Regions from separate parts of the Homo sapiens genome. Here all the other regions are linked to region 2. The links are chromatin loops, found by intact Hi-C in ENCODE. Cell type or tissue: PC-3. All regions are shown on one strand. Each heading gives the region's core, and the rest is flanking DNA. Links, peaks and the distances in the headings are about the cores only.

The links. Hi-C counts contacts between places; a loop is a spot of excess contacts. Peaks named below come from ENCODE experiments on the same cell type or tissue, not always from the same donor. Only the 100,000 strongest peaks of a DNase experiment are listed, where the experiment ranks them.
Region 1: it touches region 2 in a loop (3-fold over the local background); 2 of 110 quality-filtered maps call a loop at or near these places.
Region 3: it touches region 2 in a loop (3-fold over the local background); 6 of 110 quality-filtered maps call a loop at or near these places.

What each region holds. Positions count from the first base shown.
Region 1 is chr6:127,199,283-127,210,428 of GRCh38, forward strand. The region is part of intron 1 of LOC105377989 (a long non-coding RNA gene); the gene reads right to left. RSPO3 (R-spondin 3) reads left to right here. Exons shown (of 5, transcript NM_032784.5): 5 at 1-199. Among named protein-coding and RNA genes, the nearest start is that of RNF146, 62 kb to the right of the region's middle. In PC-3, for the core only: no CTCF peak of the experiment used is centred there; no DNase peak of the experiment used is centred there; H3K27ac peaks cover 589 bases.
Region 2 is chr6:127,415,769-127,426,914 of GRCh38, forward strand. It overlaps the pseudogene LOC100287856. Among named protein-coding and RNA genes, the nearest start is that of KIAA0408, 38 kb to the right of the region's middle. In PC-3, for the core only: a CTCF peak has its summit at 4,912 (motif pointing left); a DNase peak (open chromatin) is centred at 4,883; H3K27ac peaks cover 483 bases.
Region 3 is chr6:127,362,185-127,373,330 of GRCh38, forward strand. It overlaps the pseudogene RPL5P18. Among named protein-coding and RNA genes, the nearest start is that of ECHDC1, 24 kb to the left of the region's middle. In PC-3, for the core only: no CTCF peak of the experiment used is centred there; a DNase peak (open chromatin) is centred at 4,327; H3K27ac peaks cover 1,531 bases.

The DNA of each region.
Region 1 (11,146 bases), core at 3,236-8,235, 220 kb before region 2:
TAAATATTTTGTATATAAATGAATATCAATTAAAAGTTATGACTAATTCCACAAGTCAAACATATAAATTTTATTTCTTGATTCATGATATGTGATAGTATTCATAAAAATGTACATGCATGATAATTTCAAGGAATAAGTATATATGTGAGAATCATGGAAATGAAATTAATAATATTAACTAGTAATTAAATTGTAATTTTGTCTTGAGTCTTCTTAAAATTAGGAAACTACTTAAAGTACATTTTTTATAAATGGGCATAAATACAGACAGTATATATTTTCCATGGATATATTTTCATAGCAGAGGAACCAACTAGATTCTTTCTCAATACAACTGCAACTATTTCTGGTCAAATTATGGGGAAAAGGCCTGTTTTGTGGTTGATCTGTTACAAACAGGGTGTAACTTCTTGTAACGCAAAGATAATTTGTCTGGAATTCATCCACCACTGAAAAAATAAAATTAAACAAGGATCATGATCAAATCAATTGAAATTTTTCCAAATTTAAGCAATAACATTTCATCTTACTAACATAGTAGATTATTGTAACTTTATTTCAAATGTTCTTAGAAAAAGAAAAGCAAAACAAAACAAATGGCTGTACCTCCTTTATGCTAGCCACTTAACCCTTTGACTATACTATATTATGTAATTATCCCAAAAGCCCTGTGAGTCATTGATGTCCTTGTTTTACAAAAGAGGAAACTGAGGCACAGAGAAGTGTCTAAAGTCATACAACTAGCAACATGTGAGTTTGGAAGTGACACCCAGCTCTGGCTGACTCCAAAGCCCACTTTCCTTCTCCTTCATCATAACTTCTAAAGTCATATTTATTATTAGTTCCAAGATTGCCCATGACATATAATAGTGAGGTATTTCTTCATGATCTAAAACTATTATCCCCCATTAAGAAGCCTGAGACGTCAAGTTCTAGAGGCCTCAACCCAGGATAAGACTTAACTCTGAATCTGAACTCGAAATGTGACTGTGTGTGTGTGTGTGGCGCGGCGGGGTAGGGTGAGGCGGTGAGACACAGAGCTGCAGGAAGCCTATGGGCTGGCTGGATGTGGGGTTTGTGGGGAACAGTGGATTGGGGGAGGCAAGTGCATTGGTAGGCAAGAGGAATAAAAAGGAGAAATGGGAAATACGTGCTATCAGTAAAGGACCAAAGTTCAGAAAGAGAACAGTAAGTCTGGCTCCTTGGGAAGCCCTCGATTGTTATAGCCCTTTATGTCTGTGGATTAGCCCTCAATTCAGTTCTTTTCTGGTATAAGCAGGGTATTTGCCAGCATGATCATCTTTCCCCTGAGTCCTTGTTCAGAATTGCAATGATCCAGGAAGAAACATCAACAGATTTTCTTCACTGTTGGAACTACCAAAACAACTTTCTTCAGAGGATACTTCATTTTCTTCCAGCTACTTTCAGACATTCAATATCAGGATTTTAATTGTCACACACCTTTTCTTGCCCATACTGGCTCTCAAGTAATTTTGAGGCTAACATATCCATCACATACACAGGTACAAAAAATGAAGGAAGAAAGAAAGAAAGGGAGGAAGAAACATAGGAGAGACGGAGGGAGGGGGGAAGCAAGAAAGCAAAATAGCAATCATTTTTATTCATAGTCCTTAAAATACAGTGGTAACACAACTCCAACAAGTGGAAATATTTCATTAATTGGAAAATTGGCTACATAATAATTTCAAAAGACATAATTACATGACCACAAAATAATCTGACATATAAACAGTTTGCAAACTGTTACAGTTACTTCTATATCTATAGCTGTGTGCAGTGAAAATTGTTGTTCAATATGATGTGGAGGCAATCCAACATACTGAATCACCTACAAAGGATTAAGTTTTATTTTAAAAAAGAAAACTGGCAGATACATATAAGAAAAGTTTTTAAACAAGGTTAAATAATAACTTTACCAAAGTGTTCTGCCTAACAGGTTTAATGGAAGTATTCACTTTTGTACTATTAGCATCAGTTACTATTTTAGCTGCTCCGAATTTCTATCACAAATGAATTTCAAGCAAGATCTAGATTTTCTTCAACAAATTTAACAACTTCTTAAACATTTTAAAGAGGAGTCTACCTTTATAAATAAAACAATCAAATGTATTTTAAGTGCTTTGAAATTATAAAGCACAATAAATATATAAGCTATTACTGTTGCTAGCCAGTCCCTAGCTACAGCAACAGTTTGACATTCCTTTCCCCATTGCTCACACTGCCGCCCACACTGGAGATTTCAGTCTAAGAATTACCTATATTCTTCCCCAAAAGGAGTCAATAGAAGTACGTGATGAGACCACATATTTGAGAATGCAACAATGTAGCCCTTCCTTACTAGAAGGGAGTAAGGATATACTTCACTTCCTTCTAGTATATCTGCATTGTTTTTTTTCTGTAGCTGCTGGCAATGGAGCTATATCAAACATGGAACTAGAGGTGCAACTTTACTTTGTACATTGTGTGATACCCAAATACAATAAAATAAACTACCACTAAATGTGGAATCTTGAACTGGAGACATTTCTGAGTCAGTTAACGCTACCACATACGGTCTCCCCAGAACACGCACATTCCAGGTTGGTCCCAATCTCCCAAGAGGTAGAAAATTTGGTGACAACTCCGTCAACTATCTGGCTATGATGATCTCAAGATTTGAAAAAAAGTAAAAAGAATTCTGATCCCAAAAAGAAAGGAACCCTTATTTTCATCCTTATAACTACTCAGTGACATGTACTGCCCCTCCACCAGAATGACATGCCAAAAACGAGTGCCATGCCCTGGGGCACTGTGCTGTCCCTGGCAGCAGTCCGTCCATCCTTTTGACTTCCTTCCCTACTTCTGTTCTACACTTTGCTTATTTATGGTTTTTGATTGACTAGTTTGGGAAGGAAAAAAAACCCTACCTAATGATTTAAAAATTAACCTAGGAATAAACTGGAGAAGACATAATTTAATAAATTCCTCGAAGTATAGAGCTATGGAAAGAATATTATTTATACTTCTTTTTTTTTTTTTTTGAGAAGGAGTCTCGGTCCGTCGCCCAGGCTGGAGTGCAGTGGAGCAATCACGGCTCACTGCAAGCTCCGCCTCCCGGGGTCATCCCATTCTCCTGCCTCAGCCTCCCGAGTAGCTGGGACTACAGGCGCCCACCACTACGCCCGGCTAATTTTTTGTATTTTTAGTAGAGACAGGGTTTCACCATGTTAGTCAGCATGGTCTCGACCTCCTAACCTCGTGATCCGCCCGCCTCGGCCTCCCAAAGTGCTGGGATTACAGGCGTGAGCCACTGCGCCCGGCCCCATTTATACTTCTTAAAAGAAGTTTAATAAAAATAAACTAGAAAACAAAAATAGAAACACTTTGTGTTTCACATACAAGGGATTTTCCTCATGTGGCAACTATTTGGAAGAAGGTCCTATTTATCACTAAGTTCACCCTTACTGATCTTTTTCCCATAGTAAAAAAAAAATGATTATGACTCACTTTATGAACACACCAAATGCTACAGGAAAATAGATTTTAGTTTTATCCAAACCAGCAGTGAGAATAATTTATGATTCCAAAAAAGACATAGACATGCAGAGTCAATTTAGGAAAGTGAGTCAGTTTCATGCAAATAAGTTCTAGCTTTCTTGATTGCCAGTCTCCTTTTAATGTTGGAATTTTAGGGGGGGAAATGAATTATTGTGGTAAACCAACAATTCCACTTGTTAACTATGGAATATTTAAAGGATAGCTTAATATGTACATGTGAAAGGGTCAAGAGAATAGAGTTTTATTTGAATATCCAGATGATCCAATTAAATCCAAAATGGTATTATTTCTAGAACAGAAGAGACCATTAGAATGTGCTGTTCTAGTATCTCTAGAATTCTCAAATTTATTATGAGAATTATCCTTTCCACAATTGTCAAAATAGATTGTTTGGCCATAAACATCCTTGCAAGCCTAAGCAATTTGAAATTCAGGGCCTATATCAGTTTCCTTGCCTCCACCCCTTTCACCCCCAAAAGAAACCAGTCAATTAGATAATGGATAAATTAACACTATATTGACAAGCAAAGAATAATTAGAAATTAATAAGCATAAAGAGAAATGACTGTGTAAAAAAATCACTTGTTTCAGGTTTAATGTAGTCACTTTGGGACAGGAATATAAAACATGAAACATGAAAATAGTCAGCAGATGCCCTTTCCATCCATTAATAAAGTATCTTTTAAATAAATAATCAATCAACCTATAGATTCTGCCATTAGGAAATTAGCAACAGTGCTTTGCTGTACCAGTAGAGCTATCAGATTAGACAATTTTCATATGTATAGGTGACATAACATTCTCCTAAAATTTTCTATCAGGTTTCTAGATGGAGGTTAAAAGCCTTGTATGATTTTGTAATAATTGATATACCAAGCCTGGCATCCACAATAAATATTGATGTTTTCCATTCTGTAAAAATGATATAAAACATATTAGTGCTTTTATAGTTATGCAACTTTGTATGTTTTGATACCAAAAAAGATCCAGAAAATGTGAAAATACAGATAGTTATCTAAGTATAGCTTCACCGAGATTGGGTGATTTAATTATCAATTTGAAGGAAAACTCTTTTATCTGTAACAATGATCATAACTGAACTACTGAACTGGCCAGCAAAATTAATGTCTTGATCTGCCACTCAAGCAGTATTTAGTCATTATTTTCAAATGACTAAAATTAAATAAAATAAACTATACCTTTGAGAATCATTTTAACTGAAGTAGCCAGTTATAAGGGCTAGCCACAGGCAGTGTTTACAAAATGTCTCTTTAAGAGGTGTAAGATTATTTCAGATCCACAAAGAAAAAGCAGCAGATGGTCCTGCTTTTCCCTTGTATCACTTGAAACATACAAGACTTAAATATTAAGTTAAAAGTGTATTGAGAATACTTCAGAAAACAAATCTATGCCCAAATCACTCCTTAAAGCATGGAAAGAAAAATAATGCTAAAGTGGAGGAAAATAATTAAAAGTGGAATTCCCTATATATTCTAATTTGCAAGATGAAGCTTCACTCTTCCTGCAAAATACTACATTATGGGTATGAAGACGCCACACCAGTCCTAACCAAAACATGTCTCAGCCCTTCTCCAGCCTTCACCAAATATCACATTGCCAGCTTCTCTTTTGTCATGTCCTTGCACTTCCACAAATTGGATTTCCCATCAGAGTGTTAGTACACTCTGATGAACTCAACAAAGCAGAAGTAAGAAAAAACAACTTTAAAAATGTTGTTTTTATATTACAAAGCAATGTTTCAAATAAATGTTATTCAATATTACTGAAATGGCATTGAAATAGTCATAATGAGAAAAGTGAGAACTTGGTTGAACTTTCTTATACTGGTTTTACAATTTAATTCTGTGTTAGTTTGCAATACATTAAAAAAAGGAACGACAGAATCTTTCAAAATCCTTGGTCCAGTCCTACTGCACAAACACAAGCACCTACTGCCTCCCTTCTCTCCCGTTAGTCAATCCTAAGCCTTGCCTGAGAAATATCAGTGATTCTGTCAAATACTACAGACTGCTCTCTATCCTGAGTGCCTTGAGAAGGTCTCCAGCTATTCCAGTGTCACCTTTGACAGGAGGCAAAGGTGGTAAGCAAAGGTGTCAAGGCCCTGTCATCCATTCTGCCTTGTGTTTCTTTCATTTCCTGTACAGGGTAACTGCTCAGAAAAACTCAACTATTTCTCACAGGACAAATCATATAAAACCTTACAGGATTAAAAAAAGAGAGAGAGAAGCGCTTGTAATGAAAAGAAACGAAAGAAATAATAAGAGAACACACAAGAGGAAACCAGTCACACCCATTCTCTCTAGTGCTATGTAGCTTAACCCACACCCAAAGTAAACTGCCTTCACTTCAAGAAGCTGTCTCTCTGTAAATAAACTGACCAATGTATCTTTAAGACATAAACATCTTGGACTGCCATAATAAACATTGCAAAATAAATACAAAATAACATCTGGAGGCAAAGCTTTGCTAGGAGTGGGGTGAGAGGGAGTGCTAGCTTTTCTTAGCACCATTAATAAAGTATTAATTTCATTTTCTTTTAGTTTGGAAAATGCTTTCCATTATTAACCAAAAACAAATCAAAGACTTACTGATTTTACTTTAAAATCCAAAGAATGGAATACTGTCTGTCCATAATGGCTTTTTGCAAGTTGGGCTTATCTTCTTAGTTATATTTTAATTCCCTTGTTTTCTACTGTTTGAAACTAGCACTCAGTCACCAAGCAGTTAATTTAGATATGAAAATGGTTTATATTTAGGTCTAATTATTACTGTCCTGTTACATAAAAATCTTCTTTCTGTCTTGGGAAACCAATTTCTCCAATATAATGTACCAGAAAAACACAATACTTCCATTGTAAGAGTATATTATAATGATTATGACATTCAACCATTGTTTCTCATTGCAATGGCAGAGACCATGTTTCATGCACTTCCTATCAGCATCCGACTTATGTGTAGTTATCCCATTCAATTAACATTTATCATCGGCAAACAGCAACTGGTCCAGCTCTCTACCTGTACAAAATAATTACATCAAATGCTTGAGTTGCTCCTAGTAAATTTTACTATAATATTATTATGTAGATAATTGCCCTAGGAATTACTTCTCTTATTTTGTGTAATGCTCTGGTAAGATTTTTTGTAGGTGACATAGAAAGCATTGTATTCCAATGCCAAGAAAAAAAAAAAACTCATTAGAAATATATGTAACTTACAGCCAGGCGCCATGGCTCACGCCTGTAATCCCAGCACTTTGGGAGGCCGAGGTGGGTGGATCGATCACCCGAGTACAGGAGTTCCAGACCAGCCTGGCCAACACGGTGAAACCCCAACTCTACTAAAAATACAAAAAATTAGCTGAGCATGGTGGCAGGCACCTGTAGGCCCAGCTAATTGGGAGGCTGAGGCAGGAGAATCACTTGAACCCAGGAGGTGGAGGTTGAAGTGAGTCGAGATTATGCCATTGCACTCCAGCCTGGGAGACAAGAGCAAAACTCTGTCTCAAAAAAAAAAAAAAGAAAAGAAATATATGTAACTTATGAGTAAATTATAATACCTCCTAAAAACCATTATACCTAATTTACAATAACTACTACTAATAATGACAAAATAAATTATTTGAAATGTATATACCCTAAATTATTTCTTGTTCCCAATGTATAAATCTTTATTTTTATAAAATGAAATAAACTTGTTAACTATCAGGGGAACAGTAAATGCCTTCCATTTAGTCAAATAAATATGTAAGGATATTTAATCTCATATAAGTGTTTTTTAAAAGTATACTTGTCTCTCTTTCCATAGGAAGTAATGTCTGGCAGAGGAAAACTGCTGAGCTATGTCTGAGATAGTTTCATCTGCTCACAGGCTGCTCCTGATGGCACATATTTATTGTGTTTCTCACATGGCCTAAACTATACCAGCAAAATGAGGAATTCAGTTTTCCTTTTAAAAAATTTTCCTTTTGAAAATAACAGGCATTTTACTAAACATTCCTTTTTTTCTTATTTTGATTAGCCAAAATGCCAGTTGCAGGCAGGCTACATAAAGGATATTCTAAATTCCAGACCCTCTTTCATCAGATATTGCAAAGGCTGAAAGTAAGATCAAATTTACCCAAGCCACAAGTTGTAATAAATTTAAAAGAATCATCTTTGGCTTCCATTATTAGTCATTTCCTCTCTTTCAACAAACAATAATTCAACAAATAAAAATTTTAAAAGTTCTGTCTATTTTAGGCTTTGCAGATAGAAAGACTTGCATTTAAATCTCTTTATTATTGACCGTGCACTCTTGGAAAAGTAATTTATTTGATTCTCCATATATTCATATATAAAATAAATATAATATTTTTACAGACTGTATAGAGTTGTGAAGATTAAAGGAAACTATGTGGCATGCCAAGTATGTACTGGGTTCCCAGTAAATTGCTACTAATTAAAATGTATGTGCTTTGCTTAAAATAGAATTTCCAAGTCACTCTGAAACAGAAATATCGATATTTCTGTTATATATAAATATATATAAATACAATCATGTAAACACACATACATACACATATATTTCCTTCAATAATCAATCTTTCTATAATATTTAATTTAATCAATAGGTATTTACAGTATATCTACTGTTCACCAGGCAACATGCTTGATACAGATAATACAAATCCACAAAATAAAATTCTTGTCTTTGAATCTTCCTACTAGGAGAAACACATAAGATACCCAAATGCTATGAGGGTATTTTACCTAAGTCTGTGCCTCCTGGTGCGGAGGTCAAGAGGAATGAGCCCCTAACTCAGGCTTGGATGCAGGAGCAGGAGAGGATGAGTGTTTAGTAACGTGAGCTAATTCCTCAATCATGAGTACTTCTTTGGCAGTGAAACAAAATAGGAAATGAATGTCGGGTTGGGTATCACAGGCCATGAGAAAAGCCTGGCATAAATGAGAATATGCAGTTTGGGGAATTACAAGTAGTTTCTGTGTTCTCTGGCAAGAGATTTGGGAAGTGTGAACAGGAAACAGATGATAAATGGCCTTATATGTTATGGGAAAGAGTCTATACTTTATCTTGAAAACAGTGATGAGTCTGTTAAGGTTTTTATGAGGAGCAATGAAATAATTCTATTTGTCTTAAAAGTTGCCTTTGGTGACAATGAAAAGATGGATTTTTAAGAATGAAGAACACTCGGATGAGTAACAGTTTTAAGTATAGGAGTATAAAATTGTATAGTCAACTTCAAAATAAAAAGAACCTGAATTAATGCAGAAAAAGATGAAGGAGAGGAGGGAATAGACACCAGAGATCATTTGAAGGTAGAAGCCATGAAACATGTAACCAATAGCAAGAAGCAGGGGAGCAAAGTGAGTCCCATGTCTCACTCGGTAAGCAGTGTCATTAATCAGAGAATCACCCACAGCTGAGAGTGGGATTGTTTATTTGCTTTGTTGAGATTGAGGTGTGTGACAGATATTCAATTGAGATAATCTCCTAGGAGTCTGGAATATTATAGGTCTGTCCCTGGGCTAAACTGTATGAAAGGTAGAGATATTGATTTAGAAGTAATTATCTAATAAATAAATCACAGGGCATATGTGAGTGAGCCTAAGGAGAATTCAGTGAAAGAGAAGAAAAAAGATTGAATACAATTAGCAATATTTAAAGAGTGAGTAGAGAAACAGGGAGTTATGAAGGGAACTGAGAAAGATGGACTCAGAGGTAAACAGGTCAAGAATAAAGAAAGCAACATTATAGAAACATTATGGGGCACGATTATATCAAATATTGCAACAAAATCAATCAATCTGAAGACTGGCAGGTGTCCCCAGGACTTGCCAATATGGTGTTCTTTTAGAACTTATTTTAACAAAGTTCTGAGGACAGAATCCAGGTCTCAGTGAGCCAAGAAAGAATGAGAGGTAGGGAATTGAAGATGCAGAATGTAGACAACTCAATAGAGAAGGCTTCTATCTGTGGGTAAGAAGGAAACTCAAGGTACAGCCTACAGAGAGTCAACATATGTTTTATTTGGGTCTGCTTTATGAAGAAATTAGACTACAGCCATTAACCTACTGAGGCAAAGGAGAAAAAAGAGTAAATGTTCTAATTTAACAAAGAGTAGAACTATCCACACCTGTGATAAAACTAAAATTCCACTATAAATATTAAGCGTGAGGGATAAATGTCAATTTTAACAGAATTTCCATTCAAACTTGTTTTCCCCAATACATCTTCCCAACTTTCTCTCTTGACTTCCCATATCACTTCATAATTTTCAGTAAGATATTTTTGCCTTCACCTTTATTTCTCTGTATCCTTTTCTATATAAATGCATTTGGTAATGCTACTTCATCTTAACTGATTTTTTTTTTCATGTAAAATCAATCTTGGTTGCTGCCCTCCTTAACACCTAAGTCAAATTTCTCAACTTTTAGGCAATATTGGCTATTCAACTCTGTGCCCCAAACTCGTGTATACTATATTACTTTCTACTTTTTGTACATTATTTTTTAAATAAATTACAAATAAAATAAAAATAGATGTCAGAATCTTTTTAAAATGTAAAATGCTGTAAAATATCAAGTCTGATAATATTATTAATATCAATTTAAGGATGCCTTATCTCCCCCTTGATCAAATTGTCAGCCAATATTTGAATCATGAATATAAATCACTGACAAGAAAAAAAAATAGCTCAGGTTGACGTCACTGCCTAGTAGCAAAATTTCCCTTAAAAAATTTAAACCTGTTAATTATATTTTATTTAATTAAATACATATATTTATTTCCATATTTGCATTTCCTTTTTCAAACACATGCAGCAGCAGTCTACTATATGCAATCCTGTTTAATGCAACCAGTTATTTTTGTAACAGTTTATAATTCTTTCACATATTGGCATCATTTCAGCTATTCAATTAAAAATGAGATTTTTTTATTAATGTATTCAGTTGCTCATATAAAGCATCTTGTGCTTAGCATATTAAGCAAAAATAGGGCTATATTGTTTCCATTAACTTACTATTTAATCCTTAAAAATAGAAACCTAATGTAATGGTTACAGTATGGATCCAATACTAAATATAGAATTCTAGTTTTCTGTCCTATAGAAACTCAGATGATCTGTAAAAAAATCACACATCTTCACAACTTCTCCTAAGCCAATAAAAGAGAAATGCTTGCTTTCAAGTTAGATTCTAAATCATAAAATTTATTATATAAGGCCAGAAAATAAAGCAATTATCTTACATGTATTGTAAATACTTCTGAAAAAAATCAATTATGTTTCAGCACCCCTCCAAAACTGCTCATTTAAAAAAATTTATTTTCAAAACATATTTCCTTTTTGCCTAAATAACAGGGCTTGCCCTGAGAAACAATTGTGGATTTTGAAGACTGCACCAAAGTTGTGTGTTGGTATCTGATAAAATTCTAAAAATAATGTTAAACTATTGATAAGAAGCTAGAATACCGGCCTTTACCATCAGAGAAAACTACAGGACACATGGGATCACAACCCCTCTCAGGTATCATGCTCTCTGCCTTACTAATCCCATTTTTCTGT
Region 2 (11,146 bases), core at 2,424-7,423:
GGGCTCCTCCTAAACAGGGAGAAAAAAGAACAACAAGGATATATATTTGTTTCATGCTGCCTACTGGTTTTGAATGTTTTAGGCTATTTAATTGGAAGAAGAAGGAATTGTTAAAGTTACTTTAAAACTCTACAATTGCTTGATTAACAAGGAGGAGAAAAACTATTGGATAAAACATACAGTTATTTAAATAAGGTTTAGCAATTCAGCAACATCTATCAAAATCTTTATTATTTTCATGTTTAAAAAATACTTTAGGCTGGGCGTAGTGGCTCAGGCCTGTAATCCCAGAACTTTGGGAGGCCGAGGCGGGTGGATCCCTTAAGGTTGGGAGTTCGAGACAAGCCTGACCAACATGGAGAAACCCCCTATATACTAAAAATACAAAAATTAGCTGGGCATGGTGGCACACGCCTGTAATCCCAGCTACTCAGGAGGCTGAGGCAGTATAATTGCTTGAACCCAGGAGGCAGAGGTTGCGGTGGGCTGAGATCGCATCATTGCACTCCAGCCTGGGAAACAAAAGCGAAACTCTGTCTCAAAATAAATAAATAAATAAATAAATAACCAACCAATGAACAAAACAAACAAAAAAACCAAAGCAAAACAAAAAAACTTTATACGGTAAAAAGACAGCAAAAATAGATTTTTGTTCAAAGAAGAAAAGATATACTGCCATTGTTGTGGTTCTGTAGATGATTTTAGTCTCTGGCTCCTCAACTGTGCACTGAAGTGTAGGTTGATTTCAACCATGGCTTCTCCAGCTTCAGTCATTTATCGAAGCTAAAACCATAGTTTAAAGATACGTGAAAAAACAGAGCAAGTGGAAATTAAGCTTGATTATGGTCTTTCATGTGTTACTTTTGCTATCCTTGATTGTGTATTTCTGTTGGATCAAACACTCCTATGTTACTGCTTGGCACCATAATGAATCAATATATATTCCAAGTGGCAAGAGGTAAGTTGAGAAGGAATATGAACCAATGCAACAAAATGCGCATAATACAGTGACAATAGTATGGCCAATCAATCTTGGAAATTACCCACTTGTTTAATTTTGAGCAACATGATCTAGCATTAATGTAATCACACTCTAAATCAGACAATGTAATTATGAAGACTGAGAGAAAAATGAGTCTGCAACTGAGGAGAAAGAAGACAAAGACCATGTCCTCTTCCTCTACCTATCAAAAGCTTTAAAATGTTTATTTACTCACACATCCTATTCCTGATAATGTTTCAAAAGAAAACAGTAGAAAAGGCTGGGCATTGTGGCTCACGCCTGTAATCCCAGCACTTTGGGAGGCTGAGGTGGGCGAACCACGAGGTCAGGAATTCAAGACCAGCCTGACCAGCATGATGAAACCCCGTCTCTACTAAAAATACAAAAACTGGCTGGGCGCGATGGCTCCCGCCTGTAATCCCAGCACTCTGGGAGGCTGAGGCAGGCGGATCAGGAGGTCAGGAGATCGAGACCATCCTGGCGAACACTGTGAAACCCCGTCTCTACTAAAAATACAAAAAAAAATTAGCCGGGTGTGGTGGCAGGTGCCTGTAGTCCCAACTACTCGGGAGGCTGAGGCAGGAGAATGGCATGAACCCTGCAGGGCGGAGCTTGCAGTGAGCGGAGATCGCGCTGTTGCATTCCAGCCTGGGCAACAGAGCAAGACTCCGTCTCAAAAAAAAAAAGCAAAAAAACCCAAAAATTAGCCGGGTGTGGTGGGATGCGCCTGTAGTCCCAGCTACTCGGGAGGCTGAGGCAGGAGAATCGCTTGAACCGGGGAGGTGGAGGATGCAGTGAGCCGAGACCGTGCCATTGCACTCCAAGCCTGGGTGACAGAGTGAGACTCTGTCTCAAAAAAAAAAAAAAAAAAAAGAAAAAGAAAATATGTTATTTACCAAGATGTCATCTATCATATAACATGAAATATAGCACAATCATTAAAATACTGCCATTAAAGTGATATTAAACTAATAACATGGGGTAATGTTAAGAAAAAAAGTGAGACATAAAATTTTGTATATGTTGTATGTTAAAAGCTAAAAAAACCAACATAATACATAAAATGTAAGAAAATATACAAAAATGCTAATCCAGATATAGGTAATATTGAATTTTCTCAACTTTTTTTGTAGGTTTTGTAAGGACAATTAAAATTTTAAAATAAGAAGCATAATTCTCCCTGCTGAAAATAAAAGATTTTCCTTCTCTTCTTTTTATCAGAGAATTTATTCTAGAAAGCTTCTAATTTTAAACATAATTATCCTCAGTATCTGTGAGCGATTGGTTCCAGGCTCCCCATGACCCCTGGGATACCAAAATCCAAAGACGCTCAAGTCTCTTCTATAAAATGGCATAGTATATGCATGTAACTTACACACATCCTCCTGAAGACTTTAAGGCATCTCTAGATTACTTATAATACCTAATACAATGTCTACATATCACTTCCTTTGCATGGACTGAATGTAGTACTTGGTATATGGCAAACTGAAGTTTTGCTTTTTGAAGCTTTGTGGAATGTTTTTTTTCCCCCCAAATATATTTGATCCATGGTTGATTGAATCCACAGATGCACACTCCTGGATACAGAGAGCCCACTGTACTCTCTTGGTTCATTAAAATGTGTATAAATCATTTTGAAGACTAGATAGGCCCTTTGTCAGCCCAGGAAGGTCTCTCTCAATAATCTAGGAACAATGCCATTGAAATGTACACAACGAGGGAGATAGCATCCTTAATCTCCCAGTTTCTGTGGGAGGACAGGAATCTAACTTCAGTGGAAGCCAGGCTCCAGAACTACCTTCTGTCATAAAAATACGAGAAGTTTGTTTTTCCCCGGACAAGGTCAATTAGCTAACAGGAACGATCTCCTCAATTTCCAGGTAAAGTTAGGATGAATGATGTTTGCAAATAGGGCTGTCATGTTGTCTTACCTGAGAAATTGTTATTTATCTTGAAAACACGTATGTAATGCGTTGTATCTGCTGGGCGATATAAGGGGGTATGATTACTTTCTGTTTTTGGAATCTCTTAATGGATTACCTGTGATGTACCTCACATTCTGGCTTAATGTTTATTCAATAATAAAAGTGCTTTCTTTACTACCTTTATGGAGAGAATTTCTGGGTTGGGAGAAGATTATCGTTCTAATTATATTTATAATCAAATAAGTTCACATTGATATAATGAGCTTTATTATGCTTACAATGGGAAATATACTTTATAATTATTGCCTTTTTTCCTATTTGATGATTTCTTTACCTTTTCGTTAGCAATAACTATCACCACTTTATTGGTTTATTCTACTCTAAGCTCTAAGCTCCCTTCCACTTCCAATTCTTTTGACTCACAGACTGTCTGTTCCAGTTTCTTCTCAGCTTCACAACATAGTTTTTAAGTCCGGGAAACACATCTGTACTATCTTGTACAACTAGGAACCCTGCTAGTGTCCCATGTAAGTCAACTGAAAGCCTTCCCTATTTTCTTTCTTTTTTTTGAGATGGAGTCTCGCAGTTGTCGCCCTAGCTGGAGTGCAATGGCGTGATCTTGGCTCATTGCAACCTCCGCCTCCCTGATTCCAGCAATTCTCCTGCCTCAGCCTCCCGAGTAGCTGAGATTACAGGTGCACGCCACTATGCCTGGCTAATTTTTGTATATTTAGTAGAGACAGAGTTTCACCATGTTGGCCAGGCTCGTCTCGAACTCCTGACCTCAGGTGATGCACCGCCTTGGCCTCCCAAAGTGCTGGGATTCCAGCTGTGAGCCATTGAACCCGGCCAGCCTTCCCTATTTTCAAAACAAGGACTTTATCACTAGTTCTAGTTAGCCCTTCCTTTGGTTTCTGCTTTCTGGTTTTAAACTATTCCTTTTTTTTCTTTTGTTTATCCTTTAATTCTCCCTTGAGTGCTTTGAGCTGCATTTTATACTTAATGTGCATAGATTTTGTTATATAATTTAATATTCAAACTGGGACACTTTTGAGAGTGAAAAGGTGGGGTAAATAATTACTGGGAAGTTATGCCGTAACCAAGACTGTCCTAGGCAAAACTGGATGTATGTAGGCAAAAGAATCTGAGGTTGGGAGTACCTTTGACTCAAAGTAGTGATTTAGTGTAATAAACCAATCAAGTGGTTATGAACTGATTGTTAACACAAAGATAGGTAGGTAAAGAGATAGATAAATGCAATATTTGGAGTATTGGAGTATATTTATTTTAAAATATTTTTGTTGTTTATCTGAAATTAAAATTTAACTGAAGATTCCATATTCATATTTGTTAAATCTAGTAACCCCAGATGCATGGTCATCATAAATATGTTTATTGAAACTGTTTTCCTCAAGGATGGCAATTTCTTATTCATCAGTAGGGTGAATAGCTCAGCATTTACAGTATATTATTTAACATAAGTTAATAGGCTAAACACCATAAAACTAACAAATAAGGCTTATTAATTTAAATGACTAGAAAGAAATATATTTATACCATAAAAAACATAATTTCTTATTTTTAGGGGAAAATTAAGCTAATCTAATTAGGACTCTAAAGGATAAACATAATTTGAATGGCTAAATAAAATAAATCATATTGTCTATATCTTTAAAATTTTTTTTTCTCTTTTCATATATCTGTTCTCATAAACATTTTGAATAGAAAATACAAAAATATTATTACCATATAAAAGTGATCTCATTACTTTTTTGGCATTCTACAATATAGTAACTTTTTCCACTACAGTCAAAAGATGCCTATTTGCCAGTAAGTCTTCTAGAATTCTCAAAATTTTCTTTCTCTTTCTCTTGGCTGTAACAGTTCACAAGTACAATGAAAGACTAAGTCAGATGGCTGGCGTTGGTGACTCACTTCCTCCCCCTTTTGGTAGTTTAGCTAGACACCCGTCTGAGTCAGCTTAACCAAAGAACAAACAAGCAGATACAGTGCCTGAGTTCTGGGGCTCCCCCTTTGTCACAAGGCTGTTTTCAGTGTCCCATGGCATTGTTAAAGAAAGCTCTCCTTGTTACATTGTCACAATGAAGTAGCCTACCCCTCTTACTCTATCAATATGTAGAGTGGTAGTACCAGGTGAGGCATTCCTAGAACTCCTTCCAGGAAGCATCCAGATCCCCCTTCTTCAGCATGTCTCTCTGCAAGATAACACAAGCCAATGGGATGCTGTGTGCTTTGCTGTTTTCACTGCCGATATATTTGCTATATTCCCCAGGACACCCACTTTACTTTTATGCCTATGATTGCTAATTTTGTGTGTGTGTGTTTGTGTTGTGCTCCCATTACATGACATATACTGTCTGAATTAGGTGAAGATGGCAGTGGTGTAATTTCAGACCAGAGCTGCCTTTTAATTGGACTTTTATGAGACACAAAGGGCTTTTTACCCCATGTCCAGACTGAAATAAAAAAATTCAATCACTTCATTACAATAATTTGTAAGTCATTCTTTTCATTCTGAAAAATCTCCCTTTGCACTTTATAACATTTCAGAAAGTAGAACTGTTTTCATTTCTTTGTTTGTTTGTTTTTGAGATGGAGTCTTGCTCAGTAGCCCAGGCTGGAATGCAGTGGCGTGATCTTGGCTCACTGTAACCTCTGCCTCCCAGGTCCTGGTTCAAGTAATTCTTCTGCTTCAGCCTACCGAGTAGCTGGAATTACAGACACATGCCACCATGCCCAGCTAATTTTTTGTATTTTTTAGTAGAGATGGGGTTTCACCAGGCTGGTCTTGAACTCCTGACCTTGGGATCCGCCTGCCTCAGCCTCCTAAAATGCTGGGATTATAGGCGTGAGCCACCAGGCCCGGCCCAGAGAGTTGAACTGTTAAGGAAAAACATACATATTTATCTAAAATATATATATATATATTTTACTTAAGAATATATGTATTTTGAGATAGGATCTCACTTTGTCACCCAGGCTGGAGTGCAGTGGCACAATTACAGCTCACTGTAGCCTTGACCTACCAGGCTCAAGTGATCCTCTCATCTCAGCTTCCTGAGTAGCTGGGACTATATATAGGTGCATGTCCCCATGCCCGGCTAAGTTCAAAAAATTTTTTTTTCTAGATACAGGGTCTCTCTGTGTTGCCCAGGCTGGTCTAAAATTCCTGGGCTCAAGCAATCCTCCCACCTGGGCCTTTCAAAGTACTGGGATTACAGGTGTTATCCACTGTGCTTGACCAAGGAAAATAATATGTATTTCCCTCTTAAAATGAATTCAAGAGTTTTTTGGGTTTTTTTTCGACGGAGTCTCACTCTGTCACCCAGGCTGGAATGCAGTGGCGTGATCTCGACTCACTGCAACCTCCTTCTCCCGGGTTCAAGTGATTCTCCTGCCTCAGCCTCCCGAGCAGCTGGGATTACAGGCACATGCCACTACGCCCGGCTAATTTTTTTTTTTTTTTTTTTTGAGACAGAGTTTTGCTCTTATTGCCCAGGCTGGAGTGTTATGGCGAAATCTCAGCTCACTGCAACCTCTGCCTCCTGGGTTCAAGCGATTCTCCTGCCTCAGCCTCCCAAGTAGCCGGGATTACAGGCATGTGCCAACACATCTGGCTAATTTTGTATTTTTAATAGAGACGGGATTTCTGCATGCTGGTCAGGCTGGTCTTGAACTCCCGACCTCATGTGATCTGCCCGCATCGGCCTCCCAAAGTGCTGGGATTACAGGTGTGAGCCACTGTGCCCGGCCTAATTTTTGGTATTTTTAGTAGAGATGGGGTTTCACCATGTTAGCCAGGATGGTCTCGATCTCCTGACCTCGTGATCCACCTGCCTCAGCCTCCCAAGGTGCTGGGATTACAGGCATGAGCCACCGAGCCTGGCCTAAGATTTAAATAATTATGGAATCTTTGTTAAATAAGCATGAAAATTTTAGAATGTAAATTTCAGAGTTAGAAAAGAAATATTAGGTAAGTGAACATATTTACTGGTCTTGTAAATTATTTTAGGAGGACCTGGGTTACAGGCAGTTGCTTAAGGCACATATGTGAAATAAAACTTAAGGAATAGCCCTCAATGCTTCATGAATCTCCTATCCTTCCCCTTTCCTCTTTGGAATGGGTTGAGTACTTTTATGGTGAAAGTCTTATTCCTTGCTCTTTTCCTTCATATGACAAATTAATATCCTGAGCATAATATTAAAAAAAAGCAAACCAAACCTGTTTATTCTCTGCTCTGGCAGTTTGACATTTCTGTGTAGTACCCTCTGCCAAGTTGAGCTATAAATCCTCTGTGTTGATTTTACTGAGAGCTGTAAGTAAATGATACTTCTATATTTGGGGGATAATTTTATTTTGCTTTAAAATATTGAAATAAACAGAAAATCACCCAACAGACACTATCTTCTATCATTTTTCCTATAGTTTAAGGCATTTTAAAATCAAATGTTATTTTCGAATATGTTCTGCAGAAACACTTGGATTTTCCCCACTTGCCTTTACATACTTTGCTGTGTGTGATCAGGGCTGGGACATTACAAATTCTATTTCCTTGGCTCCTTTGGTACTGGCAGAAGATCAGAAGAATAAAGGAAAAGAGAAGCTTCTGGTTTCTAGCATATACCAGTGGGAAATACTGGTAGTTGTTGTTATGGCATTGGAAGTCAGATGATTTCACACTTTTTTTTTTTTTTTTTTTTTGAGACAGAGTCTTGCTCTCGCCCAGGCTGGAGTGCAATGGCGTGATCTCGGCTCACTGCAAGCTCTCTGTCCCGGGTTCACGCCATTCTCCTGCCTCAGCCTCTCAAGCAGCTGGGACTACAGGCGCCCTCTACCATGCCCAGCTAATTTTTTTGTATTTTTAGTAGAGACGGGGTTTCACCATGTTAGCCAGGATGGTCTCGATCTCCTGACCTCGTGATCCGCCCGCCTCGGCCTCCCAAAGTGCTGGGATTACAAGTGTGAACCACCGCACCCGGCTGATTTCACACTTTCAAATTGAAGCAGAACTTTTCCATGTGAAATGGTTCTTATTCAGTGTTCCAGAATCAGCCAACAGTGCAGCATCAGGTGTGTGTTCCAGGCCAGGATCATTAGCAGTTTCTAATCTCTAGGTATTATTTCCACTTCCTTCTTGCTCCCCTGTCTCCCATCATCATTTTGTTCTTCTAGATATTTTAGTACCTTTGTTTCCAATTTCCTGTTGTAATGTGTTTAAATTCTTAGTGTTTCTCTGTTTTCCTAACTGGACTTTGACTGATAAAAGTACTGATGAAAAGCCACTAGAAATCCTACACTACAAATAGAACATATGTCTTTGACACCAGAAGAAAGAGGCACCTCAAAAATGATGCTCCTTTTCTAAGAACGTATAGCGTTTCACAAAAGAATGAGGAACTACATTCATGTTTCTGAAATGAAAATGGGAGTGGTGTGTCATATTTTAAGCTCAACACAACTTCCTGGAATGTAAATTTTACTTGAAAATTTGTATTTAAAGGACAATATTTATTTCAATCTTGAAATTTTTGGGGCAGATGATTTTACTAGTGAATTCTACCAAAGATTTAAAGAAAAGTTGATAATTTTACTAGTTTAAAATCCTTTACAAACTCTTCAAAAAATAGGAGGGGGGAACACTTCACATCTCATTCTGTGAGGTCAATATTACCCTCATAACAAAGCCAGACAAAGACATCACAAAAAATAAAACTAGAGACAGTACATATATATTCATATATATGTAAAAAATGTCAACAAAACATTATCAAACTGAAGCCATCAACATATACAAAGGATTATACCATAACCAAGTGGGATTTATCACAGGAATGCAACATTGGTTTAATACATGAAATCATTCCATGTAATACACTGTATCAGTAGAATAAAAGACAAAATTAACATGATCACCTCAACAGATGCAAAATAAGATTTTGGTAAAATCCAACCCCCTTTTATGTTTAAAATACTCAACTAACCAGAAATACAAGGAAACATTTTCAAACTGATAAAGATCCATGAAAAACCTACAGTAAACTTCATAACTAATGGTGGAAGACTGAATTCTTCCCCCTAATATTAGGAATAAGACAAGGATATCCACTCTTGCTACTTCTATTCAACTTTGTGCTAGATGTTCTATGTCAATTAGTGCAGAAAATGAAGAAAAGGTACCCAGATTAGATGGAAACTAGTAAAACTCTATTTGCAGATGTCATATTGTCGTATGTAAAAGATCCTAAGGAACCCTGCACAGAAAAATATTAGCACAAATGAGTTAATTCAGCAAGACTGCAGGCGACAAAGTCAATATACAAAATACATTGTAATATGAAATCAAGAAAAATATTCAACTTATAATAGCATCAGCAAATTAAATACTTAGGATTTTTTTTTCTTTTCTTTTCTTTTTTGAGAGCCTCACTCTGTCGCCCAAGCTGGAGTGCAGTGGTGCGATCTTGGCTGACTGCAACCTCTGCCTCCTGGGTTCAAGCGATTCTCGTGCCTCAGCTTCCTCAGTAGCTGAGATTACTGGCACCCACCACCATGCCTAGCTAACTTTTGTGTTTTTAGTAGAGATGGGATTTCACCACGTTGGGCAGGCTGATCTCAAACTCCTGACCTCAAGTGATCTGTCCACCTCAGCCTCCCAAAGTGCTGGGATTACCGGCGTAAGCCACCACACCCAGCCAGATCAATTACATTTTATCAGTGATTCTGGGGATATTGTGTATCCACATCCAAAATCACGTAGTTAGACCTGTACCTCACAGCATATGCAAAATTAACTAAAAATGGATCATAGGCCTAAATGTAAGAGCTAAAACAATGAAATGCTTATAAGAAAGTATAGAAGTTATTCTTTATGACCTTGCTTTAGGAAATGGATTTTTTAAGATATGACATTAAATGTACAAGTGATAAAAGGAAAAAAAAACATCAATTGCACTGCATCATAATTAAAAACTTTTTTTTTTTTTTGAGATGGAGTCTCGCTCTGTCGCCCAGCCTGGAGTACAGTGACCCAATATTGGTTCACTGCAAGCTCCGCCTCCCGGGTGCACGCCATTTTCCTGCCTCATCCTTCTGAGTAGCTGGGACTACAGGTGTCCACCACCATGCCCAGCTAATTTTTTGTATTTTAAGTAGAGATGGGGTTTCACTGTGTTAGCCAGGATGGTCTCGATCTCCTGACCTGGTGATCCGCCCACCTCGGCCTCCCAACATAATTAAAAACTTCTGTGCTTCAAAGGACACAATAAAGAAAATGAAAAGAGAACATACAGAATGAGAGAGAATATTTGCAAATTATATATCTGATATGGGATTTATATCCAGCATATAAAATTTAAAAAGATAGGCTGGGCATGATGGCTCATGCCCATAATCCCAGCACTTTGTTAGGCCGAGGTGGGCGAACATCAGGACAGGAGTTCGAGACCAGCCTGGCCAGCATAGTGAAACCCCGTCTCTACTAAAAATACAAAAAATTAGCCAGGCATGGTGGTGCATGCCTGTAGTCCCAGCTACTCGGGAGGCTGAGGCAGGAGAATTGCTTGAGCCTGGCAGGCAGAGGTTGCAGTGAGGCAGGATAGCACCACTGTACTCCAGCCTGGGTGACAGAGCAAGAACGTGTCTCAAAAAAAAAAAAAAAAAAAAATTAAAAAGACTTAAAGTACTAACATATCAACAATTACTTTAAATGTAAATGATGTAATTACACCAATTAAAAGAGATTGGCACTATGGGTTTAAAAAATGAGCCAAGTTTATGTTGTCTACAACAAACTAACTTCAAATACAACAATGTAAGTAGGTTGAAAGTAAACAGATGGAAAAAGGTATGTACACATTAATTTAAAAAGAGCAGAAGTGGATATATTAATGTGAGATAAACTAGAAGTCAGAGAAAAGAAAGTTACCAAGCACAAAGGGAGATTATATAATGATAAAAGGTCAATACACAAAGGAGACATAGAAACTGACTTCAAAATACATGAAGCAAAAATTGATAGAACCTAATCCAAAATTATATTTGAGGATGTTAACACCACTCTCTCAACAGTTGATAGCAGGACTAGATAGAAGATCATCAAAGATATAGAAGACAGAACTACACAACCAACGAACAGGATCTAATAGAAATATACAGAACACTACACATCGAAAAGGAAAAACACATTCTTTTCAA
Region 3 (11,146 bases), core at 2,055-7,054, 54 kb before region 2:
GTGGCTCATGCCTGTAATCCCAGCACTTTGGGAGGCCAAGGCAGGTGGATCACGAGGTCAGGAGATCGAGACCATCCTGGCTAACATGGTGAAACCTGTCTCTACTAAAATTAGCCAGGTGTGGTGGTGGGCGCCTGTAGTCCCAGCTACTCAGGAAGCTGAGGCAGGAGAACGGTGCGAACCTGGGAGGCGGAGCTTGCCGTGAGCCGAGATTGCGCCACTGCACTCCAGCCTGGGCGACAGAGCCAGACTCTGTCTCAAAAAAAAAAGAAAAAAAAAAAGTTGGAACTTATGTTTAAAAGGGAAGCAGAGGTCTCTGTTCTGCAGGATGGGGTTTATTAAAGTTGTTAACAATAAGGCCTACTTTAAGAGATACCAAGTGAAATTTAGAAGACGATGAGAGGGTAAAAATGATTATTATTCTCAGCAATGCTTGGTGATACAGGATAAAAATAAATACAACACACCCAAATACAGGATGATAGTTCATGTAACAAAAAGACGTATCATTTGTCAGATTGCTTATGTCCGTATAGAGGGGGATATGATAGTCTGCGCAGCATATGCGCACAAACTGCCAAAATATGGTGTGAATGTTGGCCTGACAAATTATGCTGCAGCATATTGTACTGGCCTGCTGCTAGCCCGCAGGCTTCTCAATAGGTTTGAAGTGGACAAGATCTATGAAAGCCAAGTGGAGAAGACTGGTGATGAATACAATGTGGAAAGCATTGATGGTCAGCCAGGTGCCTTTACCTACTATTTGGATGCAAGCCTTGCCAGAACTACCACTGGCAATCAAGTTTTTGGTGCCCTGAAGGGAACTGTGGATGAAGGCTTGTCTATCCCTCACAGTACCAAACGATTCCCTGGTTATGATTCTGAAAGCAAAGAATTTAATGCAGAAGTACACCAGAAGTACATCATGGGCCAGAAAGTTGCAGATTACATGCACTACTTAATGGAAGGAGATGAAGATCCTAACAAGAAACAGTTCTTTCAGTACGTAAAGAACAGCATAACTCCAGACATGATGGAAATATATAAGAAAACTCATGCTGCTATATGAGAAAATCCAGTCTACAAAAAGAAGTCCAAGAAAGAAGTTAAAAAGAAGAGGTAGAACTTTCCCAAAATATCCCTTGCTCAGAAGAAAGATTGGGTAGCTCAAAAGAGGGCAGACTTCCTCAGAGCTCAGGAGCAGACTGCTGAGAGCTAAACCACTTTTCTGTGAGGGTTTTTCAGATAAAGAGAATAAACTTATGGACAGAAAAAAGGGAAGCAGAGCATAAAAGTTTGGAAAACTTGCAGCCTAACTATATGGTAGAAAAGAAAAACCCATTTTCTGGGAGGAATTTAAGCAAGCTGCAGAAATTTGTATAAGTAATGAGGAGCTGAATGTTAATAGCCAAGACAATGGGGAAATGTCTCCAGGGCATGTCAGAGATCTTCACAGCAAACCCTTACATCACAGGCCCAAAGGCCTAGGAAGGAAATATGGTTTCCTGGGCTAGGCCCAGGGTCCTGCTCCTCTGCAGCCTGAGGATCTGGCACACTGTATGTCAGCCACTCCAACTCCAGCTGTGGCTAAAAGGGGTCAAGGTACAGTTCGGGGCCATTGCTTCAGAGGATGCTATCCCCAAGCTTTGGTGGCTTCCATGTGGTGTTGGGCCTGCAGGTGCACAGAAGACAAGAGCTGAGGTTTGGGAGCCTCCACCTAGATTTCAGAGGATGTATGGAAACATCTGGATGTCCAGGCAGAAGTCTGCTGCAGGGTCAGAACCCTTATGGAGAATCTCTGCTAGAGCAGCGTGGAAGGGAAATGTGGGGTTGGAGCTCCCACACAGAGTCCCCACTGGGACACTGCCTAGTGGAGCTGTGAGAAGAGGGCCACTGTCTTCCAGGCTACAGAAAGGTAGATCCACTGACAGCTTGCACCATGCACCTGGAAAAGCTGCAGGCACTCAACACCAGCCTGTGAAAACAGCCACAGGGGCTGTAGCCTCAGAGTCACAGGGGCAGAGCTACCCAGGGCTGTGGGAGATCACCCCTTGTATCAGCATGCTTGGGATGTGAGAGATGGAGTCAAAAGAAATCATTTTGGAGCTTTAAGATTTAATGACTGCCCTGACAGGTTTTGGACTTGCATGGGGCCTGTGGCCCTATTGTTTTAGCCAATTTCTCCCATTTGGAAAAGGAAAATTTACCCAATGCCTGTACCCCCATTGTATCTTGGAAGTAACTAACTTGCTTTTGATTTTACAGGCTGATAGGTGGAAGGGACTTGACTTGTCTCAGATGAGACTTTGGACTTGGACTTTTGGTTTAATACCATAATTAGTTAAGACTTTGGGGGACTGTTGGGAAGGCATGATTGTGATTTGAAATATGAGAATGACATGAGATTTGGGAGGGTCTGGGGGCAGAATGATATGGTTTGGCTCTGTGTCCCCACCCAAATGTCATCTCAAATTATAATCCCCATGTGTTGAGGGAGATACCTGATAGGAGGTGATTGGATCATGGGGGACAGTTTCCCCCATACTTTTATTGTGATGGTGACAGGGTCCTCATGAGAGCTGATGGTTTCAAAGTGCCAGTTTTCTTTGCACTAATTTGAACTTACTTCAGTTGTCTAAAAGACACCCTAATTGTGAATCCTCTGGGATGCTCACTGTTGTCCCCATGTCCACTAAGAGTCTCTACAGGGGGTTTTAGTCAGCCTAAGTTTAGCAAATGCCTAGTTGCTTTTCCCTTTTTAAATTCACACTTTCTATAGATAGCAAGGTGTTACAAAAATGGATTACAAACTACAAATGGCAGTTGGATGTTGAGCCTAAATTCCACAGAGAGTGAGTTATATGAGGGGGACTAACAAATAGTGACTGTAGAAAGGAGGAAGGGAAGGGTAAACTGCATTGCCCAAGGGGAGACTTCAGAGGCCCTGACTTGCTGGAGAACCTACCCAGAAGTGGAGTCACCAAAAAATATTCAGGTGGCCACTTGCCTATCACTGTAGGTGCTGTTCATCAGGCCAGGAGTCTGGGAAATCTCAATTTATTTGACCAAGAAGGGCTTGAGCAAGGCAGTTATAGGACAGCACATAGGAAGGGGCTTGCAGCTGACTATTAAGAAAATAATACTTTCAACTTTAGGGCAGAAAATGGCAAGACCAATAGTCCCCTAGGGTAAGGGGCTATAACCCACAATCCTAGAAGGAATGTCAATGCCGAAAACCCCAGAGCATCTGTTGGGGTGACCAAAAATACCTATGCTGAAAACCTGGAGTGTCCGAAGTTCAGCCAATGAGTGTTCTCTCACCAAATCCCAAAAACCTTGGGGCACCCCAGGGGTGGCCAAGAGTGAACCCCAGACCAAGCTGGGATCACAGAACAACTTGACTCTGGTGTTCTAGAGTCCACACAATGGGGGATCTCTCACAACCAAGTATCCTGCCTTGAACAATTGCCCAAATACAGTTAACAGAAAGTCAAAAGCAAACATGACTGCAAACAAACAACTGCAATCAAAACATACATTTTTAGGACTGAAAATAAAACAAATGGTGGAGGAATAAAATGAAGTCAGAGGAAAAGAAAAAACAAAAACAAAAAATGGGAAAAGTGGTGACAAGGATATGCTTCAGAGCATCTAAACCGTGGGTAACTTTTAACTGACCACTTAGCCAAAGGCTTTCATTTCCTAGCTTACCTAATATTATGGTTGGGGAGGAGAAGAGAGGAGACATTCACCCGTTGCACCAACTAATCTCCCACGCAGGACTTGGGTATAGGTCTCTCCAGGTTCCCCCAGCTTGAGTGGGCTCAGCTGCCATATTGTGAGAGGGACAGCACAGGGACCTGTAATCCACTGACCTGCTTGGTTGGAGCAGTGGGTCCCACACAAGGCAGCAGCACCATGGCCACTTGATCCTCCACTTTGCTCTGCTGCCTGCCGGGGAAAGATGATGGCTCTTAAAAGAGTCTTTGGTTAGTGTTATAGCTCTGTAGTGTTAGAAGCTATTTATTGTTACAGCCTCGGTGTTACAGCTCTTGCAGCCTCGAGATCAGACATTTTTGCTGTCTCTCTCCTTGTGGTATTGCAGATTGCCATGTTTCCCTCTCACCAACTACTGTCTCTTGTTATTTCAGTCTCTCTGACTGCCATCTTTCATTGTCTGTCTCCAGTCGCTGCCTCTCTGTCTGTACTGTCTCACCATCCAGGTCTCACTGTCTCCACCAATCGATCACTGCCATTTCCACCAATCACTGCCGTCTCCACTGTCTTCCTCCCTTCGCTGGTCACCAGATGATGCAAGACAGGCAAGCCCCAAAATTCAGTCTTAGCCCGGGAGGGTTCTTGGCTTAGCCCAGGAAATAATTCAAGGGTGAGTCAGTGGTATTAAACAGCAACTTTTATTAAAGTGGCAGCATACAGCAGCAGCAGAAGTACTGCTCCTTGCAGAGCAGGGCTACTCCATACTCCCAGAATAACAGCTCAGAGGCAGTTTTGCAGTCATATTTATACCCACTGTTAATTATATTAAAATTAAGGGGTGGTTTATGCAGAAATTTATACCATGAGAGAGGTAACTTCTGGGTTGTCAGGTCATTGCTATGGAAAGGAATGTTAACTTGTTGCCATGGCAATGGTAAACTGACATGGCACATTAGTGGGCATGTCTTATGGGGAGGTGCTTCTGCCCCAGACCTGTTTTAGCTAGTACTCAATTTGGTCCAATGTCTGAGCCCTGTGTTGAGTCCTGCCTCCTAGCTCATTTTTAAGGTTCATTTAAGCCATAGCATGTATCAGTACTTCATTCCTTCTAATTGGCAAATAATATCCCATTTGTGGCTAAATCATATTTTATTTATCCATTTATCAACTGATAGGTATTTGCACTGTTCCACTTTTTAGCTGTTACAAATAAAGTGCTCCTATCAGCATTTGTGGATAAGTTTTTGTGTGGACATAAGCTTTCATATCTTTTGGGTACAAACCTAAGAGTGGAATTGCTGAGTCATATGGTAACTCTATATTTAACCTTTTGAGGGACTACCAAACAGTTTTGCAAAGTGGCTGTACCATTTTACATTTCCACCAACAGTGTTTCAATTTGTCCACAACTTCTCCAACACTTGATATTTCAGTCTTTTGTACTATAGCCATGTTAGGGAGTGCGAAGAGGTATCTCATTGTGGTTTTCATTTGTGTTTTCTTTATAGTTAATTGATTTTGGCATCTTTTAATGTATTTATTGGCCATTCGTATATCTTATTTGGAGACATGTTTACTTACATCTTTTGCCTATCTTTTAAATTATGTAATTTATATTTTAATTATTGACTTGTGAAGGTTCTTTTTATATTCTAGATACGAATCTCTTCTCAGATATATGACTGGTAAATATTTTTTTCACATTACATGGTTGTCTTTTTACTTTCTTGCTGGTGTCTTTTGGAACACAAATATTTTACATTATGATTAAGTCCAATTTATCTGTTTTTCTTTTGTTGCTTGAGCTTTTAGTGTCACATCTAAGAAACTGTTACCTACTACAAGGTCATGAAGATTTATTGTTATATTTTCTTCTAACAGTTTTATACCTTTAGCTCTTACATTTAGGACTTCGATTCATTTTGAGTACATGTTTGTATGTGGTATGATGTAGGGGCCTACATTCACTCTTTTGCATGTAGATATCTCACCATCCCAGAACCACTTTAAAAAATTTTTTATTTTTAATAGACACATAATGATAGTACCTATTTATGTGGTAAAATGTGATGTTTTGATACCTGTATACATTGTACAGTGATCAAATAAAGGTAATTAGCATACTCATCACCTCAAATATTTATCATTTATTTTTGGTAGGAACATGCAAAATCCTCTCTTCTTGCTCTTTTGAGATATACAATACTTTTTTGTTGATTATAGTCACCCTACTGTGCTATAGGACACTGGAACTTTTTCCTCCTTTCTAATTGTAACTTAGTACTTGTTGACCATCCTCTCCCCTTTCCCCCTTACCTCTACTCTCCCCAGTTTCTGGTGACCATTGTTCTGTTCACTACTTCTATGAGATTAACATATTTAGATTATGCATATGAGTAAGAACATGTGGTATTTGTCTTTCTGTGCCTGGCTTATTTCACTGAACATAATGTCTCCAAGTTTATCCATGTTGTAACAAATGACAAGATTTCCTTCCTTTTTATGGCTGAATAGTATTCCATTACATTATACCACATTTTCTTTATCCATTCACCCATTGTTGGACACTTAGACTGATTCCATATCTTGGCTATTGTGAATAGCCAATTAATGCAATAAACATGAGAGTTCAGATGTCTCTTCGACATACTGATTTCATTTCCTTCAGATATATAGCCAATAGTGGGATTGTTGGATCATATGATAGTTCTATTTTTAATTTTTCAGGAAGCTCCATACTGTTTCCCATAATGGCTATACTAATTTACATTCCCACCAACAGTGTATTAAGGGTTCTCTTTTCTCCACGTAATTTCTAACACTTGTTATCTGTTGTCTTTTTTATAACAGCCATTCTAACTGGAGTGAGGGGATGTCTCATTGTTTTTATTTGCATTTCTATGGTCATTAGTGACCAGGGTCATTATCCCGGATGATAAGTGATAGGTAGCATTTTTTAATATGTCTGTTGGCCATTTGTATGTCTTCTTTTGGAAAATGCCTGTTAAGGTCTTTCGGCCATTTTTTGAATGAGGTTTATTTTTTGCTTGTTGATTTAAGGTCATTATATATTCTGAATAGTAATGCCTTGTCAATGTATAGTATCAAATATTTTCTCCCATCCTGTAGGTTGCCTCTTCACTCTGCTGATTGTTTTCTTTGCTGTGCAGAAGCTTTTTAGTTTGGCGTATCTCATTTGTCTATGTTTGGTTTTGTTGCCTGTGTTTTGAGGTCTTATCAAAAAAATCCTTGCCTAGTCCAATGTCATGAAGCATTTTCTCTATGTTTTCTTCTGTAGTTTCATAGTCTTGGGTCTTATATTTAAGTTTTTAATTCATTTTGAGTTGATTTTTGTATGGTGAAAGATAGGGGTACAGTATTCTTCTGCATATGGATATCCAGTTTCCTCAGCACCATTTATTAAAGAGATTGTCCTTTTCCCAGTGTGTGTTCTTGGCACCTTTGTCCAAAATCAGTGGGCTGTAGATGTGTGGATTTATTTCTGGGCTCTGTATTCTGTTCCACTGTTTTTTTAATGCCTGTTTTTCTGCCAATACATGCTGTTTTGGTTACCATAGGCTTGTAATATATTTTGAAGTTAGGCAGTATCATGCCTCCAGCTTTGTTGTTGTGGGGCTTTTTTTGCTCAAGATTAGTTTGGTTATTCAGAGTTTTTTGTCATTCTATATGAATTTCAGGATTTCTTTTCTATTTCTGTGAAGGATATCATTGGAAATTTCACAGAGATTACAGCGAATCTCTACATACTTTGGTATAATATGGACATTTTAACAATATGAATTCTTCCAATCTATGAACATGGCTATCTTTCTATTTATTTGTGTTCTCTTCAATTTCTTTCATCAGTATTCTATAGTTTTTACCTCTCTGGTTAACTTTATTCCTAGGTATCTTATAGATTTTTGTAGCTATTATAAATGGAGTTGTTTTATTTCTTTTTCAGATTGTTCACTATTAAGGTATAAAAATGCTATTGATTTTTGCATATTTACTTTGTACCCTGCAACTTTAGTGAATTCTCTTATTAGTTCTAACAGTTTTTGGTAGAGTCTTTTGGTTTATCTCTACATAAGATCATATTGTCTGCAAACAGACAATTTGACTTCCTCCCTTCCAATTTGGAAGACTTTTTTCTTTTGTGTAATGTCTATGGCTATGACTTCCAATATTATGTTGAATAGAAGTGATGAAAGTGTGCATTCTTGTCTTTCTCCAGATCTTAGAGAAAAAGCTTTTATCTTTTCTCTATTCAGTAGGATGTTAGCTATGGGTTTTTCATATATGGCCTTTATTGCATTGAGCTATGAAACTTCTATACACATAATTTGTTGAGAGGTTATGTTTATCTTGAAGGATGTTGAAGTTTGTTTCTTTAGTCTCTATTTATTTCTGCTCCAATCTTTATTATTATCTTTTTCTTCTGCTTTTTTAGGTTTTAGCTTTTCTTGTTCCATCTGTGCAATGTTAGGTCATTTATTTGAGATCATTCTTCATTTTTGATGTAGGTGTTTATTGCTGTAAAGTTCTATCTTAGAACTGCTTTCGCTGTACCCCATAGATTTTGGTATGTGTGTTGTTTCTATTTTTGTTTGTCTCATAAAATTTTTTAATTTCACTTTTAATTTCTTCATTGACTCATTGGTTATTCAGAGACACATTGTTTGATATCCATGTATTTGTAAAGTTTCCACAGTTCTTCCTATTATTGATTTCTAGTTGTATACTATTTTTACTAGAAAAGATACTCTGTATGATCTATAGCTTCCTAAATTTGTTAAGACATGTTTTGTGGCCTAACATATGACCTACCCTGGAGAATGTTCCATGTAAAGTTGAGAATAATGTATATGCCATGACTTTGGGGGTTAGGATTTCAGCATATAAATCATGGGGAACATAAACATCAAGTCAATTGCAGTAGTATTTCCTTATAATCCTTTTTAGTTCTGTAATGTTGCTAGCAATATTATCTCTTTTATTCCTGCTGTGGTCTGAATGCTTGTGTCTTTCCAAAATTTGTATGTTGAAAACCTGATCACTAACGTAATAGTGTTAGGATGTAAGGCCTTAGGGAGATGATTAGATCATGAGGTCAGGATGGGTTTAGTGCACTTATAAGAAAGGTTCCAGAGAGCTGGTTTCCCATTTTCAGCATATAAGGGCACAGCAAGAAAGTACTATCCATGAACCAGAAAATAGGTCCTCACCAAACACTAAATCTGCCTGTCTTGATATTAGGTTTCCTTGTCTCCAAAACTGTGAGGAATACATTTCTGTTGTTTTTAAGATATGCAGTCTATGGTAGTTTTTTAGAGCAACCCAAACAAACTAAGACAATTCTGAATTTTGATAACTTGAGTTTTCTCTCTTTTTCTTTTGGTCAGTTTAGATAAAGTTTTGTCAATTTTGTTGATCTTTTCAAAAAGCTACATTTGGGTTTCATTAATTTTCATTAATTGTCTATTTAATTAATTTCTGATTCAATCTTTTTTTCTTCTGCTTGCTTTAAATTTACTTTTTAATATCTGAAGGTGATTATGAATTTCAAATCTTTCTTAATTTTCAAATATAGATGTTTATAGGCATAAATTTGCCTCCAAACACTGCTTTACCTGCTCTTCATAGATTTTGATATTTTGTGTTTTCATTTTTATTCATTTCAAAGTGTTTTTGAATTTGCCTCATGGTTTTTTTGACCAATTGATTATTTTGAAGTGTGTGGTTTAATGTCTACTATTTATGCATCCCTCAAATTTCTTGTTATTTATTTTCTCATTCTGTTATTGATTTCTTTATTCCAATGTGACCAGATAATAAACTTTGTATGATTTCAATTATTTTAAGTGTGTTGAGGCTTTTATTGTTGCCTACCATATAGTCTATCTTGGAGAATGTTTCATTTTCATTTGAGAATAATGTGTCTCATCTAGGTATAGAGTGTTCTATGGGTATCTATTAGGTATAATGGGTTTATAATGTTGTTCAAGTCTTCTGTTTCCTTGTTGATCATCCTCATAGTTGTTTCTCCATTGTTTGAAAGTGGACCATGAAGTCTCTGAATATTGTTGTTGAATATGTATTTCTTTATGTCTGTTTCTCCCTTCAATTTTGTTAACTTTTCTTCATGTATATTGAGACTGTTTTTAGGTGAATATGTGGTTATAAATGTTATATCTTCCTAAGGATATCTTTTTATTATTAAAGATGTCCCTCTTTCTTTCTTGTAGCATTTTTTTAAAGTTCTATATGTCTAATATTAATACAGACATTTCAGCAACCTTATGGTTGCTATTTGCATGATATATTGTTTCCATCCTTTTACTTTCAATCTATTTGTATCTATAAATCTAAGGTGTGTCAACTCTAGACAGCATATAGTTGGTTCTTGCTTTTTCATCCAGTTTGATAATATCTACCATTTTATTGAGGATTTTTTTTTTTTTTTTTTTTTTTAAGATGGAGTCTTGCTTTGTCGCCCAGGTTGGAGTGCAGTGGTGCAATCTCAGCTCACTGCAACCTCTGCCTTCGGGTTCAAGCAATTCTCCTGCCTCAGCCTCCTGAGTAGCCGGAACTACAGGCACATGCCACCACACCTGGCTAATTTTTGTATTTTTAGTAGAGATGGGGTTTCACCATGTTGGCCAGGATGGTCTCTGTCTCCTGGCTTTGTGATCCACCCACCTTGGCCTCCCAAAGTGCTGGGATTACAGGCATCAGCCACCATGCCCAGCCTTATTGAGTTATTTAATTTACTTACATTTAGTGTTATTATTGGTAAAACAGATTTAATTCTTCCACTTTTTGTTTTCTATGTCTCATGTCTTTTAGTTCCTTTGTTGTTTGCTTTTGTATTAATAAATATTGTCTAGTGTTATACTTTTTATTTCTTTAACAATTTTTTTAAGTTTTTTGTTTTTTCGTGGTTGCTCTAAGACTTGTCACATGCATCTTAACTTATCAGAACCTACTACAGAGTTTTACTGACAAGTCCAGTAAGATATGGAAATTTACCCCTGCATAGTTTTTCTTTTTCTGCCTTTTGCTGCAGTTATCATTACATATATTGCATTTAAGCATGTTACAAATGCAGCAATACATTGTTATAAGTATTAATTTATATAATTGTATGTCTTTTAAAGAATCAGAGAGCAGAAGAGAGCAAATGCTTATAGTTTTTGTCGTATTAACCATCTTATTTAGCATTTCTTCTCTTTGTTTATCTTGTAGATTTGGGTTATCATCTGGTATCACATCCTTACTCCAATACTGCTTTGCTCACACCCATATTCTTTGTAATATTATTAGTTTATATGTGTTATAGGCCTAACAATGAAATTATAAGCATACTGTTTTATTCATTTGTTTTGTAGATCAATTAAGAGAAGAATTAATATGCATTTATACTATC